Linked DNA regions of Homo sapiens: region 1 is linked to region 2. Evidence: chromatin loops called from intact Hi-C (ENCODE). Cell type or tissue: adrenal gland. All regions are shown on one strand. Each heading gives the region's core, and the rest is flanking DNA. Links, peaks and the distances in the headings are about the cores only. Region 1 overlaps VAPA (VAMP associated protein A). Region 2 has its middle 15 kb from the start of TXNDC2.

Region 1 (8,347 bases), core at 78-8,077, 56 kb after region 2:
AATTGTTGCTATGAGAGGACTTTTAAACTTTTAGCATTTTAAGGAAATGATTAGATTGAATTACCGTTAAAAAGTAGGGATGTTAATTAAAAAAGAATTGTTGCTATGAGAGGACTTTTAAACGTATGTTTATAGTATAACTTGACAAATTTCTCATGGGCCTATGTTTTGACAGCTCTTTTGTAGCTGTATGTTTCATGTATGTGTGTATATGTGTGAAGTGTATATGAATATGTATATAATTTTAATTCTTGAATAATATGACATGGAGTGACTGTCATACTTTAAAGACATAGGGTGCCTTTAAATCATACAGTGTTTCCTGTTTAGTTTTTCCTGTGAAAAAATTTTACTTTTTAAAGCCTGTAGGGCCAGAATCTCTTGGTCTTGTTTTCTGAGTACTGTTCCCACTGAGAAAAACCTCACTAACAACAGATCCCCAAAAAATCTGTGGTTCTGAATTTTTTCAGTTTTTTCTTCCAGGATTTTACAAGTAAGAGGATTTATAAGCAAATTAAGCTACTATGGGTACATGTTTAAAAGTCCCTTGTTATATAAAATCAGTGCTAAATTAGAAAATGGAAAAAGTATAGATATTATAAAGCTGTCTATGGCCATACCACCCTGAACGCGCCCCATCTCGTCTGATCTCGGAAGCTAGCAGGGTCTGGTTAGTACTTGGATGGGAGATATTATAAAGCCAATAAAAATTACTCAATCTCACAAAATAACCTCTGTTAACATTTTGATAAACTTTTTATAGCTATGCTGTGTATAATTATATATTTGTATTTTGTATGTTTTTAGTTAAGATTATTGTGATCATTTTTTCATGTTATATTTTCCCCTAGCAAAAACTTTAGATCTAAATAATAAAAAAAAAAGTTTGTTTCAGGTTCTCTGAAAATGTACCTTCTTTTCTATTTCTTTACATCCTACCTGTCTAGAATCCAAAAACTTAAACTTTAGATGTGGACCGCTCGTTTCTATTTTAATCAAGATGTTAAATTATTAGTAAGTAGCATGCACTAATTTCACGTTCATTCTTGAACACTAACATTGTTCTTTTACAAATAATTTACGTATGTGTACATCTTATTGTTCTTTGGAAGTTTAGAGTGGAGGGACATAAAATTGGTATGAAATGTTGCAAATCAAAGTGTTCCACTTCTGTGTTAAGACTATTGTTTATTTTCTCTGCCTTGTTTTCAAGATTATGTCACCAGGATTGTTTAGGTCAGACTGAGCAGTGTATGCATCAGAATACCTTAAAAAGCACTCCTAAAACGTTTAAGGTAGTTTTTTAAGATGAAATGTCAATAAAGCTGTGATGGGTTTAAGATTGAATTATCTCCCATCTTTACCACCGGGTAGAAGACGTTCTTTAAGGTGGTAAGTAAAGTTAATCACAATGTCACATGACATGAGAGAAGCCTTAGAGATCATTTTGCCTACAAATTCTAAAATGAAGCAGGTTAGACTGGGATAGAGAGGGGAAGTGATTTACCCAAGGTCCATCAGCTAGGTAATGGTTTTAGCTGTTAAGCCTCAGATTGAACATACTACATTATGCTTTTTTTTTTTTTAAAGTCATAGTATAACATCAGTAACAAAAATGAGCATCTCCCTTGCCCCAGAAGGCTGCCAAAAGAATGGAAAGAAGTGTTTTCATTTTTTATTTAGGTACGTGTTTATGTAAAGGTGATGGATGAGTATTTATACGACCAGAACAATACTACACTGTATGAAAATGGTGTAAAAGAAGTAAAAGACATGGTCCCTTCCGGTTGGTAACTTTTTCATACTGTAATTTTAGGCTCCCAGAATGGGAATACTGGTTTATAAAAAATGATTACATGACCATATTAAGTGGATTTTGGAGAGTTTTCATGATACATTCTGAAACTGTTGATTGTATAGTATGGATAAACTGATTGTATAATATGATTGTATAATATGTTTGTATAATTGTATAATATGATTGTATAATATGGACAGTGAGGCAATTTCAGTAATTAAAGCCCTTAGAGGCTTAAATAAAATAGTGCAGTCTTGCTTTTCCATTAATCTCAGGATCCATACTTTTATGATGTTAGTGAAATCTTATGAAGAGATATGTTTTAGTGCTTCAATGACTAAGTTTTTAAAAATAGAACTAAGACTCATTTTTTTTCCCAGAAAGTATTACTCTATTTGTACAAAAATATTTATACAAAAATATTTCTTCAGTACCTACTACACCAGGCATTGTGTTAGTTGCTGGGGATACAGCAGCTAACGAAACAAAGACCTATTCATGGAGCTTACATCAAGTCTGATATTTAAATGTGTTTGAAAAAAACATACAGTAAGGGTAAATTCAAGTGACATCATTTAAAAAATTTGTAATAAGAATGTTTTAGGGCTTTCTTGGATGTAAAAATGTAAAATATTTTTTGAGTGCTTGATACTTATTTCAGGAAGTGTTCAGTGTTGACCTGTGTGACCAAGAGAAATACAATATCAATTTAAAAATCTTTTTCATATATTGCTAATTTGACTGCACTTTCATGCTTTATTGTGGCAGAAGTCTACCTGGAATACTTATGAATTAGAAAATAAATACCGTTTGGTTATACGTACAAAATTTATGAGAGTTCAGGCCCTAGAGTCAGACCTGGTTTGACTTCCCACTTTCATTGCTTTGAGTTATATGACCTTGGACTACTGTTTACCTTCTAAGTTGAATCATTTGTAAACTTGGTATATTAAAATGTAATGAAAGTATCTACTTCATGGACTTGTGAGGGTTAAATAACATAGTTCATACAAAGTTATTGATACATGAGTGCCCAATAAACGCTAGCTGTTCCGTTAGTAGATATTCTGTGTACTATATAGTATTAATATATGTTTTGTATATATGATTACCTTAACATGATGCCACAGATACTCAGCAGCATAACCCTTGTGTAACTGGGAAACAGTTTAATCAGTGATACAACTTAATTAGCTAAAACCTGTTAGAAACATTGAAGGTAGTCATCACCTGCATTGCTGTGGCTACATTGTTTGTGTATTTGAGCAGAGCACCCAGCCTTCCTCATTAGTCTGCACTGCATAGCTAAGAATTTACAAAGACCTTGTCAAGAACTGTGAAGGGACTGAAAATTTAGCCTGCTGCAGTTTTGTAGATGTTGGTAGAAGACATGAGATTTCCTGAGTTAGACAGTGGACATCATTGTTCATGGCACTGCAAGTGGAATGGGCTTTATATTTGTGTTGTTTTCCTTGCCCTCCTCAAGTTCCATGGAGGTGACAGAGGTGTTCGGGTAGATGCTACTCACATAGTGAGTTTGCATCATAACTAGAAACCCTGAGCTTAGAGAACCGGAATCTTTCATAGTGGGCTGCACAGAAACCTACCTGACCTTTGTTCCAGTAGAAGACCTTATCTTGATTATATTGGTCAGTGAACAAACCTGCCCCTCTCCTCAGAAGGGAGGTGTTGTCTTCTAAGACAGTTCACTATTTAATACATTCTTGAAAAGATAGCCTGGGTAAAAACCCCCAGGACTACTTCTTGCAAGATGTGCAGAAATGCTAGAGGCCCATGGAGAATTGTCTCCTAAACACACCTCTGAGTAACTAGCCTAAATGGGGGTCACAGAGTTCATAAATTAATGTTCATGTGCATTGTCTGTTTATTCTTAAGTTACATTTTAGAAGTGTTTTCTGTTTTCTGAAATGCTCTGTGTGATATACTACTGCTTATCCCATATTAAAATTTTATTCTCTTAACAGAAAACAAATACTAAAGTTGATATGCATACTGAGATGTTCAGGAGTGACTATATTGGTGTCTTCAGCTTAGTTTGATGTGCATCAAAAATTAAGTGGATGTCTGGACAGGGCAGATAGATATGCTGCAAAGTAAATACAGCAAAATGTTCATCGTAGAATGTGAGTGATGAGTGTATGAGTGTTTATATAATTATCTCAACTTCTTTGTCAAATTTTTCATAATAAAATGTTGGGGGAAAAGCTAGCTGTTCCCCTCCTCCACAATTGATTCTCTTTGCAGCTGAACTCAACTCAGCCTTTCAAGGTAACTTTGTCATCAGTAGTTCACATCAAAATATGGATGAATGATAACAGTTTTTAAGAACTGTTACAGTGGTTCTTTTTTTTTTTTTTTGATAGCTCTTCTTAGCTTAGTGGGATTCCTTTTAAGACTGGGTGGTTTGGAGAATAAAGGTCCCGCTATTTAAAAGGAAGTCATTGTTCTGAATGGTTGAATTTTACACATATGGACTGACTAAAAAGGGTATTTCCTGCTGGAAAAATGTTTTTAGGCAAAGGAGGCAGGCCAGTCTCACTTGACTGACTTTTGGGTGAGCTGCCTTAAAATTTTCTAATATTTTTGACATGTCAGGCTCTAAGTTTTTTTAAAACTTATGTTCAGACTTTTTTACTCAAAGGCCACATTTATGTATGTGTTACATTTCTGTTTGATTGTAAAAATTTGGGACTAGGAGTAGGATTTTGGCTTAATGGCAGTGACAGCTGTAGAGGAGTTGGGACAGAATACTTAGTGGCAGGAAATGGTAGGGCTTCCAAAGAACAACAGCCACATAATTGAAAGGTAGAAGTATTTTAATTGTAGATTTTTTTCAATATAAGAGTGCAAATAAATGTAACGTATGCAGTTTTCTTTTTTCATATGGGATAGTTCATTATAAACAGTGACATATCTCTAATATAAGTTTCTATCAATACTTTTGATTAAAATGGACTAGTTAAAAAATTGTTTCCTAAATGTTAAACTAAGCATTCATATTGGGCAAATGATAGGATTTCCCTGATTTATAGGGATTAAGTTTTAGAAATCCTCTAAACCTATTTATTACATAAATTGCATCAGATGTTCACTTTGTCATCAAAACTGCTTTTCACTGTTTTTTCAATTTTTCAAGGTTATTTCAAGGATCAGTTTTTCTGAAAAAACATTTTTATTGTTTTTCGTAAATAAAAGATATATACAGTTCAAGGAATTATCAAAAGTTAAATACTCATATAATCACCTCCAGGGTTAGAAATAGAACTTGGCTAGCATTCGGCAAAGTGCTCCTTTTACCCTCTCCCAGTTACTTCCACTGCAGGATTAACCATTATCCTGACTTTTATGGTGGCCACTTGTTTCTCTTGATGGTTTAATCACCTAAGGCTTACAAAGGATACATTTTCAATTAGTGAAGCAGATTATTGGTTTAATTCAGGGGTTCTTAACTCTAACTTCATAACTCATTTTTATATTTTGTAATGCTATTGCTATCCTGAAATGAAATGCATATATAAAATGACCAACATATGTAATTAAAAATGTTAAAATATATTTGCCCTAGCTATAACATAAGGGGAAAAAAAGGAAGTAATTTTATAATGGAATGCTCATTTTAAGTGTAAATGTTTGGGCGTGACTACACTAGAAGACATAATGAAGTAGTCAGATACTTGTACCCTACTTAAGTTTGTAGGTACAGTAGTCAGATGTTTGTATCTACTTAAGGTGAGTAAGTTTGGATTTAAGAGAAATAAGAGTTATCCGAGTAGTACTGACAGTTTTCTTAACATTGTTAAAAGGGCAAAATAAGAATATGCCGTTTTAGGGCATATAGGTAGATTCATGTGAATATAGGTAGATTCATGTGAATGTGTTACCTACAGATGCCTGCTGACTAATTCAGATGTGTTGTATTGGTGATTCAGGTATGATGAGTGGCATTGCTATTGTTAGAATAGTCTTCAGTAATAGTGAACTCACCTTTTAACATTTTGAAGAAAAGAGTACACATTTTTCCTGTTCACGTAATAGATGAATACTTGGAAAAGAGGTTTTTCACCAATATGAATTTCTGGAGGAGTATTTGAAAATTCGGTGCAATGGGAACATAGTACTTCATTGTGTGGGTCTGCATTGCAGAATGTCTACCGTCCTGTTTCCTGCCCCCACCCCCTGCTCCTAATGAAAGGAGCAGTTACCACCTAAAGGGTTATGTTTGTAGCACTTTCAGTAAAGAATATAACTTCTCTTTTTTGAAGATCTTAAGGTAGATTTCTTCATCAGGCCTTTTAATCAGCAGCTCCTGGCGGGGTGGGGGTACATGATACAACCCCTCCATCCCTGAACTCAGCTCTCCAACTCATTTTACCTTCCATAAAAGTCAATGTAAAATGTTTTTGAATATTTACCTATGTATGTTTTTATGAGGTGGGATATGGCTTTCGTCAGGTTCTTAAAGGATTCTGTGACTCACAAAAGTGGACCAGATATTTCTTTCCGTGACTTTTTTAAGCTATTAAATCTGGTTATTCCTTTGCTAATGGTCATCAGTACTTGATAATTTTCTATTTTAAACTAGGAAAGGGGCTCAAACTCTTAGCTATCTGCTGGGAGCAACCCTCATTGAGAGGCTAGAGGGATACAATGGAGCAGAAAATCTCAAATTCAGTAGTTAAGTGGGTTTATTATAGATAATTCTACGTTTTACTCGCAAGTTAACATGTCCTGTTAAGAATTTAGTTTTGAATGGGTGAGGTGTATTTCTTTTGATATATTATCATCATCTTTAGATAATTTATATTTTTATGTCTAGAAAGCCCACTATCTGTATTGACAATTTATAATCCCTGGTGGGCAGTATCGTGAAATGTAAATACTATTTCAGAATTCGTACAACTCTTGTAGAGTTTGTTGATGAAAACTGACCCACAGTCATTTTAAAAATCAGTTTAAAAAATTATTTTACCTTAGTTTGGATAATTGGTACTTTTTAAAATTGGGGAGAATTAAATTAATAAAACATTTAATTCTAAAAACTTACATAATTATGTTATGAAAATACATAAATATGTAATTAAAATAATTAGGCATTCACTATGGATTAGGATTGTTCAAAATTAAAATTTTGTGACATGTCTTTTTGTCATGTTACTAAGAAATTGGATCTTTATTTTAATCTGTGATTGCTACTAATGTTAAAGTCCTAGTCAAAATAGTCCTATAACATTTTACATTTTTAAGCGTTTGTAGTAATTATGGGTTTGAGAATGTTAAGAAATGGAATTTGCCTTTAAGACTTCTAGTTTTATCAGTTCAAAACGTATCTCCAGCCAGCCATTTTGTGGATTCATGTAGTGAAATGGACACATTGGAGTTTTCGTCTTTACTCTCATACTAGTTTTATGGTGGAGTTTTTAATCAGATGCTTTTCAAAAAGATAATGGAAGCTCTTGGGGTTGAAGAAGCAGCAAGGGTTGTATGTTGTAAATGGAATGATTAGTTTGACCATATAATGAAACAAGCAGTTCAGAAGATCATACTTTGTCATATGTATGCTTTTTTTTTAAAAAAAAAATGCAGACCTGTTAGTTATATTAAAATGCTTTCTTTTCTATAACTGGTTCTCTGCCTTTCTATGCTTGCTTCTAATTTTCACTCATTTTTATCTCCTTCCTCTCATCCTAGTTCCAAATTTTTATTTATTAGAAAATATTTTACTACTAACAAACTTTAAGCATAGCATAAAATCATTTTGCTTCTTAGGGCTTGAAATAAGTGTCTTTTAATGACTTTGTAAAATTTTAAAAGACATGCTTATTCTTAAGATTGAAATAAAGAAAAGAGAGCCTTTATAATAGTTGTCTTTGATTCCAGCCTTCTAGCTTTTTTAAAAAATACATAACTTTAAACGAATTGTTTTTAGAACGATTTAAAATTACTTTTGGAATACTTAGAACTGTGGTTATTGTTCCCAACTGGAACATGTTTTTATGTTCTTCCTCCAAATTAACAGGTATTTATTTTGTTGTCTAAATTAATCTGCATAATTTTTCTTCAGGCTTTTCTTCAGCAAAATGGATCAGCCTTTTGGGTTCTTTGTTTTGTAATTTTATGTTGTTTGGGTGCAGAACCAAAGCTTAAAAACTTTGTATCTAGAGCATATGGCATAATAAACACTTAACAAATATGTGAATGAATGAATGGATTGAATGAATGAACAAACAAAATTGAGGTGAAGCAAAAGCACTGATGTCATAGGGTGTAGGGTCTTCAGATGTAGAGATTTTTGCAGTTGGCCTAGTAAAATGAACTTGAAGATTGACACTGGTTTGCAGACAACTGGGAAATTCTGTTATTTTCAGCAACGTATTAACAACATACTGTAAAAATACAGTTGTAAAGTTCATAGATCCAAAGTTTCATAGTACTTTTTTGATAGAAATCATACATGTTTATGGTAGAAATTTTGTGAAATACAGGGAATGAAGAAGAAAATATGACTTGTTTTTAAGTCTGCCACCTCGA
Region 2 (8,347 bases), core at 225-8,224:
CTAGAGATGGGCCCCGTTCCAGGAGGTGGTGGAGAGCTGGGACTGGATCCCTTTTGGAGAGCTGGGGCTGGGCCTGCCTTCCAGGGCCTTACCTAGATGGCGTCTTGAGTGTCAGCTGCCTGGGCCTCTCCGGTGCTTTTCTTGCTGCAGCCAGTGGGAGGAGGGTGGTGGGTGGAGTATGTCTTTACAGCAACTTCACCCAGGCTTGCCCTTTTAGGTTCCTGAATCTTCTGTTTAGTTCCAGACTCTTCCCCTAGTCTGGGGCACTTTAGAGAGTGAAAGGGCTGCTGGGACAGCAAGAGTAAAGGGTAGTTCTGAGCATACTGGGATGTGGGATCATTCTGGTCTAACCTTCTACACATCTGGCAATGGGGGAGGGTGTATTGGAGGACAGAAAATTCATGAGTTCCTGGGTAAGCACCTTATCACCTATCTTTGTAAAATTGTCCATCCGTCCATCATTCCAACAAGTGTTTATTGAGTGCTACTATGAGTCAGCTGGTGAACTAGTTTTTCATGCTCCATGAGATTTCTGCAATTACCAAGCTTACAAAGGAGAGAACGAAGAGAAGGGAAAAGACAAGACAACTGAGAATGGCAAGAATGAGGAGTTCATTCAACTACAGACAGGGCAGCGTGACTGGAGGAGGCACTCTGACCACATGGGTAGGAACCAGGGACTGGGGAGTCAGCCCCACCCCTTACTCATCAAATGATTCTGAGCAAGTTACTTGGTTTCTCTGAACCTCAGTTACCTCTTATAAAATGGGAATAGTATCCACATCACAGGGTTAATGTCAACGTGAAGTGAAATCATTGTTTGCAAGACACTTAGGACAGGGAACTGAGTGGCTATGATGATGTCCTAGGCTTCAGCCTTTGCCCTGAAGCTGAGAAGCATTCTTTTTCCCTGTCCTCTTAGTTGCTACGTTCTTTTTTTTTCTTTTCTTTTCTTTCTTTCTTTTTTTTTTTTTTTTTATACTTTAAGTTCCAGGACACATGTGCAGGATGTGCAGGTTTGTTACATAGGTGTACATGTGCCATGGTGGTTTGCTGCATCTATCAACCCATCATCTAGGTTTTAAGCCTCGCATTCACTAGGTATTTGTCCTAATGCTGACCCTCCCCTTTCCCCCCACCCCACAAAACAGGCCCCAGTGTGTGTTGTACCCCTCCCTGGTCTATGTGTTCTCATCGTTCAACTTCCACTCATGAGTGAGAACATGCAGTGTTTGATTTTCTGTTCCTGTGTTAGTTTGCTGAGAATGACGGCTTCCAGCTTCATCCACGTCCCTGAAAAGGACATGAACTCATTCTTTTTTATGGCTGCATAGTAGTCCATGGTGTGTATGTGCCACATTTTCTTTTTTCTTTTTTTTTTTTTTAGACAGAGTCTCGCTCTGTCGCCCAGGCTGGAGTGCAGTGGCACGATCTCAGCTCACTGCAAGCTCCGCCTCCCGGGCTCACACCATTCTCCTGCCTCAGCCTCCCAAGCAGCTGGGACTACAGGCACCCACCCCCATGCCTGGCTAATTTTTTTTGCATTTTTAGTAGAGACGGGGTTTCACTGCGCTAGCCAGGATTGTCTCGATCTCCTGACTTCCTGATCCGCCCACCTCGGCCTCCCAAAGTGCTGGGATTACAGGCGTGGGCCACCGCGCCCGGCCGCATTTGGGTTGGTTCCAAGTCTTTGCTATTGTAAATAGTGCTGCAATAAACATAGGTGTGTGGGTGTGTCTTTATAGTAGAATGATTTATAATCCTTTTGGTATATACTCAGCAATGGGATTGCTGAGTCAAATGGTATTTCTGGTTCTAGATCCTTGAGGAATCGTCCCACTGTCTTCCACAATGGTTGAACTAATTTACACTCTCGCCAACAGTGTAAAAGCATTCCTATTTCTCCACAGCCTCGCCAGCATCTATTGTTTCCTGACTTTTGAATAACCACCATTCTGACTGGCGTGAGATGTTATCTCATTGTGGTTTTTAGTTGCTGTATTCTTTTTTGTTCTGTTCCTTTTTCTTTTATTGGGAGGCAATGCAGTGTGCAGATTAAGACATCTGGAGTCAGACCACTCATGTCTGACTCCCAGCTCTGTAATCTGCTGGCAGTGAGACCGTTGGCAGATTGGTCCCTCTAAGCCTCAGTTTCCTCATATGCAAAATGCAGGTAGTAATTCATATGCACACACATACACACTTCTAGAATCCAAAAGCTTTGTAAACAGATTTTTTTTTTCCTGAGTTTGACATGGACTCATTTGGCAGCAGGACCAAACCTGAACTGACGTGATGCTCTTTATAATAGTTATTTATCCAACCAGGAGTGAGTATTTGTATATCTAGCTGCAGAAATACTACTGTGTTTCATGATAGGATCCTCCCGCTGACTGCTGGAATGTTCTGTGATAGATATACTATGTTACTTTGTAAAATCCAAAGTTCTGAGTTCTGAAAACATCTGCCCCCAGAGTATAAAGTATTGTCAGCGTGTGGTATTTACCCTCAGGTGTGTCCTGAGGACCGAGTGAGAGGGTGTGTGTGATGAGGCTTTCACACGGGGAGCCCCAGGCAGCTCTTGGGAATGCTATTCACATGGAAGGTGACACACTCATGGTGCCTCCCAAGTGGAGCCATGGGGTTTATGCTACAGAAGAATTGTTATGGCCCTGGCACCAAGCAAGCGCTCAAAAACAGTAACAGCCAACATGAATACAGGGGCTTGCTATGTGCCAGACACAGTTCTAGGGGCTTTACATCATATTATCTCTTTTTATCTTTACAACAGCCTTTATGAGGCAGACACTATTATCTCCACTTTACAAGTGAGGAAACCCAGACACAGAAGGTTAAGTAAATTACCCAAGACTTTCTGATCAAGAGAGACAAAAGTCAAAGATCAGCTACTACTGTTTTCTCCTTTCTTTCCTCTCATTATAAGTGCTGCACATAATAAAAGAATGAAGAAAAGGAGATCCATGATTAATGAAAATTTCCCAGGAGCTACTTTCAAACTGTATCTCATTTTATCCGCAAAACAAATCTGAGATAGATGTGAAATTGTTCTCCTTTTACAGAAGGAGCATGGAGAGCTTAAGGGACATAAGGAGGGCAAGTGCATTCATGCGGAGGTCCGTCCTATGTCCTATTCCAAAACCCATTGTTGCATCTCAAGAGGAAGTTTTGACAGGGGAGTTAAGGGTTAACCAGCTCAGGCTGGAAATGCTGAATCACCCAATTAAAGGAGACTTGCTGCTTTGATGGGAAGGTCTGATCCAAAACTGCTGGGGTGACTCTCCTTGACCCTACCGTTTGGGCAGCTTCATTTATCTTTTCTGTGTCCCTGACCTTGATGTTGAAACCATTACTCAACCCTCAGTGAAGTTCTTAACCGGCTTTTTTGAAATGACTCATGCATCAAGGTCCAGCCATCTTGACTTTGTAGGGCCCGATGCCCTGAATTAGCTTCTGAGAACCCAGTGCCCAAACTGGTGTCCCCAGGTGGGCCTGGCAGACCATAGGTGGCAGCTTTCTCGGTTCTCCTTCACTTCACTTCTCTCTGGATGTGTGCGTGCTTTTTCTCTCATTGCTAAGGCACGCCCCAAGCTTTTTGCTTATTTGTTTTTATTTTCATCTTAAAATCACCCATGCACTGTTTTACCCCTCCCATCAACCTACCTATATGCATAAATCTTCTCTAGTTTTGATCAGCTGTCTTTTTTTCCTCCTCCAAGCCACCCTCTCTTCCCTTCTCACTAAAGAAATTCTTAAATGAGAATCATGATGTACTCACTTGATCATCTAGTCACTGCTCGCCTGAATTCAGTCCCTCCCCCAGCTCTGCACTTTCAAAGCCTATCCCCTCTTTCCACTCTCCACTCTCAGAGGGCAGGTGAAGCTGTGGGCCCCTCTCTCCCTCCTGGACCCTCCTTCTCCAGCCCAGAAGCTGGTTCTGTGGTTTCTGCACTTCTTTTACTGCCCTTTTCATTTTCCTTTGCTGGCTCTTCTTAGAGCTTAAATGCAGGTACTTCCTGCAAACGTGTGTTCCTATTTCTCCTCAGTACACCTTCCTTCTGATTTCATCCAACTTTATGGCTTCAACTATTGCCTCTGGGTGTCTGGCTTCTACACTGTTGTCTAGCCTGACTGCTTTCCAGAGATCAGAGCTTGATTTCCAGCTGCGGAATGGGTGTACTGAAGTCCCCTCTTGCATGCAAATAGTGTTGCACCTTGTTAACAATGCCATTCCTGCGCTGCATTCATTCTCTCAGAGGCTCAGGCTTCAAATTTGAGAGCCAGTTTCAGCTCCTTTCAAGCACTGACCAAACCATGGAAATTCTATTTCTGAGTTTCTCAAACCTTTTTTCCTTCTTTCCACTGTCCTAGCATAGGCTTTTGATATGTTCTATCTTGATTATAGTGATAGTTTCTCAGTAGATCTCTTTGATTGTTATCTTTGGCTCTCAGAGCTAGCATAGAATATGCTAGCAGTGAGTGATGTAGGTACACAGCAAATCGTATCATTTCCTGAAAACTTTCTGTGAGTCTCTTATTGCAAATTAAGTAAAATTGCAACTCTGTAACCTGTGGTGAAATGCCCCTTTCATTTAGCCCAGCCTCCATCCTGGCCCCATCGCTGCCCAGGGTCCCTGCTCCTGCCCACATCACACCCTGGTTGCTTTCTCCTAACTGGAAGGCCATCCATCTTTGCTCCTCTCTGCCTGGCAATATACCACCCTGCGTCGGAGGCTGGGAAGCAATTTTAGGAGGCTTTCCTGGATCTCCCCAGGAGGAATCAGAGTCACCATAGAATTGGGGGCAGCAGGTTAGCCTATAAGTTAGGGTCAAATCGTGTTCACCAGAGACAGTGCATTTTTTGCACTAAACATCATGAGTCTAGTATTAAAATGTCATTTTTCTTCTCTACACTCAGTGTTGTAGCAGGAGACCAGGAAGTTAATTGTGATGACCTTCGTGAGTCAAAAAAGAGAAACTCACAAGATATGGGCACTTTGATCCTATCGTGCAAGTTTTCATTGAGTGTCTGGGTTATTCCACACTGCGCTGTAAAGACTGCAGATACCAAGGCATATCTTACCCTCAAGAAGCCTATATTTGGACTGGGAAAGAGAGATTTGTACCATATAACATCATTTCATGAAATGCATGGTGCTGACGGGACTGTGTTAATCTGTGACATTTTACCCTTTTTTTGGTTTAAACATTTGTTTTTCAATATTATGATTTTAAACTTTGGATGTATTGGAAACATGGGAATAGTGTCTTTCACCTCTCTCCAATTTCCTTTATTTCTTAAAATTAACGCATAATAATTGCACAGATTTATGGGGTACATAGTGATGTTTTGATACATACAATATATAGTGATTCTCCTTTTTCTTTACTCAGAGGCTAAGGTGGAGATGGTGGTCTGCCAGATGTTCATAAAGATCATTTCAGCAAAAATATTTTTTAAATTAAGTGTTTTAGTATAAACCTTCTTCAACTGTTTTCCATTATACAAGCTGTAATCCATCCATGCCTTTATTCATTCATGCATTAAGGGCCCACTGAATGCCACATTTGCTTACGGTGAGAATGAGCTTGGACCCTTCCCAGGAAGGAAGGTATTGACCATCTGTCTGAACATCTAAACATTGTCTGAACGTCGAAGCTACAATACACTAAAAGATGATTACTGGGGGCCTGCTGCTTTGCTTCTTTCTACCTGCTCCACCCCACTGTGGCTCCATTCGTTCTGAAGGCAGATGTAGCCTATAGTAGTCTGCTCACTTGTCTGGCTTCTTTAGAAGGTGGGCGTTGGTAGATTCAAAGAACAGCAAGCAGACAGCAACGTCTTTACACCATGAACTATGGTGCATTTGATAAATATTTTTAGTGGCATATTTGTATTAAAACATCAACAAACTTACACCTACCCTGAATCTTACCGAAGCAGCTCCACATGGAATTTTTCAGTAAATACTTACACCAAAGAGCTTTAAACATTACACTAGAAAGTCAGAAGTGGTCAGAGTAGGACCACTGCTCACAGCTCTATCTTGGCAGGGTACCCATGGATCCTCAGTTAGATTTTCAGACTCTTTAGAGTGGAATCTAGAAGAGAAATCTTTCTTCTGCTAATACTGCTCACCTCTTGTAATAGACATTGCAGGTACCCTCTCCAAGCACAATTTCTTAGCACTGGCCTCTATTCTCAGATGACTGCTCACTGCAAACACCTGTGATGCTTTCAGGGTGGTTGTGGGGACATGCAGGGCCTGTGCCTAGGGCAAGCAGAGGTGCCAGGCTTACTGCCCCTAGACAAAATGTTCCAATGAAGTCTAGAGAGTTGGCATTACTCCCTCCCAGCTTGCCTTTGGTGTGAGCTTCAGTTGTACACAGTGGCAACTGACTTGATCACCTTCCAACTCCCCCTCCAGTGTCTCCTGGGATTATCTCCCAAATAAACTACTTGCACTCAAATTTTTGTCTTAGGATCTGCTTTTCAGAGTTTAACTAAAGTTTATAATTTTTTATTCAGTGATGAAATAAACAATAAACAAAACAACATGGGAATGCCATAAATGCGTATTGCTAAGAGAAAGAAGTCAGTCTGAGAAGGTTGCATACTATATTATTCCATTTTGTGACATTCTGGAAAGACAAAACTATAGAGACAATGAGCAAATCAGTGGTTGCTGTGGGTTTGCAGAAGGATGAGGGCTGACTAGGTGAAGCACATATTTTTTTAGGGCTATGAAACTATTCTGTATGGTACTGTAGTGGTGGTTAATAATACCATCTATTGGCTGGGAGCAGTGGCTCATGCCTGTAATCCCAGCACTTTGGGAGGCCAAGGTGGGCGGATCACGAGGTCAGGAGTTTGAGACCAACCTGGCCAACATGGTGAAACCCCATCTCTACTAAAAATACAAAAAATTAGCTGGGCGTGGTGGCAGATGCCTGTAATCCCAGCTGCTCAAGAGGCTGAGGCAGGAGAATCACTTGAACCCAGGAGGCGGAGGTTAGAGTGAGCCAAGATAGTGACATTGTACTCCAGCCTGGGCAACAGGAGTGAAATTCCGTCAAAAAAAAAAAAAACCCACAAAAAACAAAAAACAAACAAACAAAAAAAAACCCATCCATTTGTCAAAACCCAAAGGACTCCACAGCACAAAATAATATATGCAAATTTGAAAAAAACGACCGACAGAACAGGGTTCTAGGATGAAATGAAGATTGTGACAAAAGAATATACAGTCATAGCCTGGGTAGCATAGCGATACCCTGTCTCTACAAAAAAAATACAACAATTAGCCAGGCATTGTGGTGCACAACTGTAGTCCCAGCTACTTGGGGGACTGAGGTGGCAGGATTGCTTGAGCTTGGGAGGTTGAGGCTACAGTGAGCCTGTGTTCACACCACTGCACTCCAGACTGGGCAACAAAGTGAGACCCTGTCTCAAAAAAAGAAAACAAAAAAGAATATACAGTCATGCATCACTTAATGACAGGGATACATTCTGAAAAATGTGTCATTAGGTGGTTTCATCATAGTGTGAACATCATAGAGTGAAATTAAACAAACGTAGATAGTACAGCCTATTGCTCCTAGGCTATAAACCCCTAGAGCATGTTACCATACTGAATACTGTAGGCAATTATAACTTGATGGTATTTGTGTGCCTAATCCATACCTAAACATAGAAAAGATGCAGTAAAAATATGCTATAAAAGATTGAAATGGCCGGGCGTGGTGGCTCACGCCTGTAATCCCAGCACTTTGGGAGGCAGAGGCTGGCAGATCACCTGAGGTCAGGAGTTCAAGACCAGCCTGGCCAACATGGTAAAACTCCGTCTCTACTAAAAATACAAAAATAGCTGGGTGTGACGGTGGGTGCCTGTAATCCCAGCTACTTGGGAGGCTGAGGCAGAAGAATCACTTGAACCTGGGAGGTGAAGGTTGCAGTGAGCCGAGATCGTGCCGTTGCACTCCAGCCTGGATGCCAAGAGCGAAACTCCATCTCAAAAACAAAAAAAGTTAAAATGGTACATCTTCATAGGGCACTTTCTGTACATAGGAAGTTGCTCTGGGTGAGTCAGTGAGTGAGCGGTGAATGTAAAAGCCTGAGACATGCCTGTACATTATTGTGTACTTTATAAACACTGTACCTTTAGTCTACACTAAATTTATTTTAAAAATAATTTTGCCATGACATTAGGGCAGCCATGATGCCACTAGCTAATAGGAATTTTTCAGTTCTGTTATAATCTTATGGGACCACTGTTGTATGTGCAGTCCATCACTGACCAAATGCCATTATGTGGTGCATGACTTTAAC

The links. Peaks named below come from ENCODE experiments on the same cell type or tissue, not always from the same donor. Only the 100,000 strongest peaks of a DNase experiment are listed, where the experiment ranks them.
Region 1: a loop joins it to region 2, with 2.2 times the contacts of the local background. A loop is called at or near these places in 14 of 110 quality-filtered maps.

The regions. Positions count from the first base shown.
Region 1 is chr18:9,923,313-9,931,659 of GRCh38, forward strand. All of the region lies in intron 1 of VAPA (VAMP associated protein A), which reads left to right. It also overlaps the pseudogene RNA5SP450. Among named protein-coding and RNA genes, the nearest start is that of VAPA, 13 kb to the left of the region's middle. RefSeq lists a silencer at 3,200-3,494. In adrenal gland, for the core only: a CTCF peak has its summit at 4,531; no DNase peak of the experiment used is centred there; H3K4me3 peaks cover 2,647 bases; H3K27ac peaks cover 2,227 bases.
Region 2 is chr18:9,866,705-9,875,051 of GRCh38, forward strand. No RefSeq gene overlaps it. Among named protein-coding and RNA genes, the nearest start is that of TXNDC2, 15 kb to the right of the region's middle. RefSeq lists a cis regulatory region at 3,014-3,616 and an enhancer at 3,323-3,482. In adrenal gland, for the core only: no CTCF peak of the experiment used is centred there; DNase peaks (open chromatin) are centred at 3,260, 3,472 and 3,923; H3K27ac peaks cover 3,643 bases.